Linked DNA regions of Homo sapiens: region 2 is linked to region 1. Evidence: chromatin loops called from intact Hi-C (ENCODE). Cell type or tissue: OCI-LY7. All regions are shown on one strand.

Region 1 (2,500 bases):
CCGTGTGTGTGTCTGGTAAGAACATTTAAGATCTACTCTCTTAGCAAATATCAAGTCTATAATACATTATTATTAAACCAGTACATACTTCTGCTTTAATACTTTTAAATTGTTTATCTTTCCTGCTATTTATTCCCTTGAGGACAACAAGTTTTGCACTCTGTAAATATTTGGTGAAAAGGCTTAAACAACAGAACAATTCTAATTTAAAATATTCTATTAAAAAATGGAAATGAGAAGAAGTCATAAAATTAACAACTGGTCCATCCAGCAGGGACTCTTAGGTTGAGCAAATGAGCAAGCAGTAAGTTCCTGAAGAATGCATGTTATCCTAATCATGTAGACCTCAACAGCAGCAACAGCTTTCCTGGTCAACATAAAAAGGCAACAATTATTAGAGTCCTGAATCCCTAACCTAGGGCACAGATTATGAAGTCCAGGTTGAAAGAGTTAAGGATAAGAAGGTCAGGCATCTGCTGGATTTAAAGCCCATGGTAATGGCTAGCGAAACACAATAATCAGGGAAGCTTAAGATCTGGGCATTTTTCTGAAAGATGAGATCCATAGCTCTCATCAGTTCTCAGAGGACCCCATGACTTCAAAACTATTAAGAATCATTGATTTATATAGATGAAGGAGGCATCTCAAAGAGTATGTCAGTAGCTTTAGGGGAAAAAATATAAAACATTAAAAAACTGTACCTATATATTTAGCATGTACTAGATTTAAACTGAACAAATATAATCTAAAAATATTTATGTGCCCATTACTTACTTATTTGGTATCTACAGCTGAGTAAAAATTAAGTTATTTAAAATACCAACGCCATGGAAGAAGGGATCCCCTGAATCTAAGAGCCACAGAAAAAGGAAAAAAATGGCACATTTAAAAGCTGCACCGTCTGACAGCTAAGGTTAAAAAAAAAAAAAAAGCTACAGAAGCAAAAAGCCAAAGTATTGAGTAAGTTATTACCAAACATCTACAGTGTAGGAATAAGTTAAATTCATGAGAAAGCATGTAAAAGAGAAAGAGGTGTAAGAAACAAAATTAATGCTACAATAGAACACTCTTAAAATCGTCACTTTGTTAACCCACTGATCCAAGTCAGACTCCTAAAATGGTCTCTTATGCCATTTGTAGACTTCACTGGAAACACACAAAATGAAAAGGTGTCAACAGGTGAGGACACTCAATTACATTTGGAAAAAAAATTAAGTATTGACAGGCTAGATCTGGATATCATAAATACTATATAAAAAGAAAATTTGAATTTTATACTATTTACAAAATGCCAGTCTTAAACCCCAGGAAAACAGCATAATGATGGTGCTTAACTGTAGTGAACCGTTGGAACAACTCTGAACCAAAAGACCGCACCTGTTCCTGCCCTACATATGTGAGACAAACAGGGGAAACCCACAACCACAACTGACCAAGTGCGGTTCCACTCACCATAGGACTTCTAGTATGGCATGCTTTCAGGAGAAAGATTAAAAACATGATGGCATTAAATAACGTTCCAAGGAAACCACGTGCATGGCACTCAAAGAGAGCTTTTGTTTTTTCCTCTTAAAGATGCTAAGAGACGAGTGTAAACCGTACTGAGTAAGAAATTCTTTTAATAGAAGAAATGGAAAAAAAAAAAAAACACCCCACCTAGCTTGTCCATGTAAATACATGGACTACCAATTGCTGCTGCAGAAAAGTCACATTCCTGGGCATACTGGCATCACAATGCATTCATAAGCTACAATATTAACTAGGATTTAAACACTGCCTGGCAATATTTTGTGTGTGCGCCTACTCAGTTCTTTCTCTGGGTCTACTTAGAATTATTTCAAACTTTTCTTTAAAGACTATCCTTCACTCTCTTAAAAATTCATCATCATCATCACCACCACCACCACCCTCAGTACCCTCACATCCTATTTTGCAGAGGAAAAAGAAAAGCTATCAGAATAAGAACTAATTTTTTGAACCCTAGATCAATTTGACTCATCATCATTTTACAGATGGTAAAACTGAGACTGAAAACAACAAAACCTTGCTGAAATGATAAGTAGTGGAGCTGAGACACTGAATCCACATGTTTTCCTTTCTCCTTGCCTCACCCTGCAACTCCACACACACCATGATCATACTGTAGAAAATTGGGAAGATAGAGGGGAAACCTCTACTTATAAGTAATGGAAATATTTGCAGAAAGAAAATCTCATCTGTAATCCAACCATATTAAAACAAATTATTTTTTTTCTCTTAATACCCATTTATGCTACACTGTACATGCAACACTATGTCCTGCTTTGTTAAAATGTCTTACGCATTTCTTTTGTCATTATATAGTGTTCATCATTATTAAATGTGTAATAACAGCCCAAGAACAAATGTACTATAATTTTTACAACGCTTCCTTTTATTTGCACATTCCCTAAACTTTTCTTTCGTTTCTATTCTGTCTTCTATTCCAACCTCTCTTCCAGTCAAATGCAAAATACTCCAT
Region 2 (2,500 bases), 110 kb before region 1:
TTGGTTGAGGACATATTATTTATCATACTAAAAAATCATCCTTTGCCTAGTACTATAAAAAACAATTTTCAAAGAAATCAGGAATAAGAAAATATGCTTTTTGCCTTTTCATTTTTGGAGTAGTATTATTTAGTGTTTCTTTTGGGAAGCATGATATAAGTAATCACATATTGATAGTTTTCTTAAATCTTCATTGTATTTCTGAGATAAGTCATGCTTGATCATCATGCATGATGCATTTAATAGGCTACTGAATTATATTTGGTAATATTTTATGTAGGAGTTTTACATCTCTATTCTCAATGAGATGGGTCTAGAATGTCCTTTGATGTATTATATTTTTCAAGCTTGAGCATCAGGATTATTCTACCTTTTCAAAAGGAATTGATGGCAAATTGTTTTTTATAATGCTCTGAAGAAGTTTCTATAATATGGTATTTATCTACTTATTGAAAGTTAAAAGACACAGCAGTAAAGCAGTAAAACTGCCTTAGACAAAGGCAATGTTGGAAAGAATTATTATCTTTTCATATTTTCTACTTCTCTTTTCTTCAATTTGGTTCATTTACATTTTCTCAGAACACTTCATGTCACTGAAATATTTAGTTTTATCCATATATACACTACTTTTACATAATTTATAAAGGTCCACTGTAGCAGGTGTGAGAGACACTGCTAAGTAGACCACAAAAATATGTTTTTCCTTTCTTCTACCAGCCAGGCACATGGCATCCCAGCTATATTACATTTCTCAGTCCCCTGTGTTCTCACCAAAAATCAGGTTCTTACTGATGGAATATGAGCAGAAGAGACACATGTCACTTCCAGAACATTGGTCTTAAGATCTTGTTTGTAATGCTCCCTCCTTTCTTTCTCCTCCTATTGTCTGGAACACAAATGTTTCAGAGATTTAATTTCTGCCATGCAGACCAAAAAAAAAGGATGCCTTATACAATGGCAGAGCACCTGCTAGTTTCAATCTCTGGATGACTTCGTGGAGCAGAGTCTGCCCGCCTGCCCTGGACTGTCTTTCTGAATTGTAGGCCCCCAGAGATGATGATTTATTTTCTCCCTCTTAAACTGAATTAGCATTCTCATCATCTTTGCCAGGAATTGGTCTATTAATTTACTTTTTTTCTGTTTCATTAACATGTTTACTTCTTTTTAACAAATTATTTGCATTCTCCAGCCTTTTAAAGGTTTTATTTATTTTCAAACATCTTAATTAAATTAGTAGCTATTTTCCCCCCTCTTTTTTTTTTTTTGAGATGGAGTCTCACTCTGTTGCCCAGGCTGGAGTGCAGTGGTGCTGTCTTGGCTCACTGTAACCTCTGCCTCCTAGGTTCAAGTAATTCTCCTGTCTCGGCCTCCCAATTAGCTGGGACTACAGGCACTTGCCACCACGCCCAGCTATTTTTTGTATTTTTAGTAGAGACAGGGTTTCACCATGTTGGCCAGGCTGGTCTCAAACTCCTGACCTCAAGTGATCCACCCACCTTAGCCTCCCAAAGTGCTGGGATTATAGGCGTGAGCCACCACGCCTGGTCTATTTTCCCCTTTTTAAAATGCAAAGAATATAAAACTACAAATTTGGCTCTGAATCTACCCTTGGTTGCATCTGCAAAGTTTGACATTGGTGTTCACAATTTTTTTCTTAAGCCATCTAATGATTATAATTTATTTGCCAGTTATTGAATGCAACTGGCAATGAATATTACAGTAATTCAATGATTTACGAAAAAAATGAGAATACCAATATCAAGTTTGCAGATGTAATAAAAGATATGCTTTAATTCACAAATAGTTGGAGGTTTTATTTTTTAATTTGTTTTTTCTAGTTTTCCAATTGTGGCCAGGTAAGATGTATTATACAATTTTTGTATTTAGAAATTTATTAAACAATTTTTTTTGTGGTCTAATCAATGATTGTTATAATTTCCCATGGATACTTAGTAAATATCCTTATTCTCTGTCTACATTTTAATCTATTGGTTTAATATCTTCATATTGTCTCTAATTTTTGTCCCTTGCTCTTTCAAATATATATACAATGCCCACACTGTTGTCAGTCCATTTCTCCTTGTGCCTCTACCAATGTTTGCCTTACATATTTTAATTCTATGTTCATTAGCACAATGTTTATCTTTACTGTGGATTCTATCCTTTATTAAGTCACTTTCTTTTTCATGTTTAGTAATCACTGCCTTGAATCTATTTTGTCCAAAATTAATATTGCAAGCTCAGCTTTCCTTTTGTGTTTGCATAATAAATCATCTCCCATCCATTTATTTTTAAACTTTATGGCTATATTTTATTTAACTGTTTTACTTGTTAGTAGAAAAGTTTCTAAAATGCATCTAATGAGATGTCCTTTAAAATCAGAAAAAAAACTTTCTTTATCCTATGCTTTAAAGGTATTAAAGTTAAGACAAACAATATTGTTTGCCTTTACCTATGAAAAATGAAGAAGCTAGCTTATTTTTCCTATTCTATATCTCCC

The links. A loop is a pair of places that touch in the nucleus more often than their neighbours do. Peaks named below come from ENCODE experiments on the same cell type or tissue, not always from the same donor. Only the 100,000 strongest peaks of a DNase experiment are listed, where the experiment ranks them.
Region 2: it touches region 1 in a loop (5-fold over the local background); 3 of 110 quality-filtered maps call a loop at or near these places.

The regions. Positions count from the first base shown.
Region 1 is chr5:81,629,844-81,632,343 of GRCh38, forward strand. The region is part of intron 3 of SSBP2 (single stranded DNA binding protein 2); the gene reads right to left. Among named protein-coding and RNA genes, the nearest start is that of SSBP2, 120 kb to the right of the region's middle. In OCI-LY7, no CTCF peak of the experiment used is centred here; a DNase peak (open chromatin) is centred at 1,438; H3K4me3 peaks cover 876 bases; H3K27ac peaks cover 2,349 bases.
Region 2 is chr5:81,518,738-81,521,237 of GRCh38, forward strand. The region is part of intron 4 of SSBP2 (single stranded DNA binding protein 2); the gene reads right to left. Among named protein-coding and RNA genes, the nearest start is that of ACOT12, 130 kb to the left of the region's middle. In OCI-LY7, no CTCF peak of the experiment used is centred here; a DNase peak (open chromatin) is centred at 974; H3K4me3 peaks cover 1,289 bases; H3K27ac peaks cover 1,841 bases.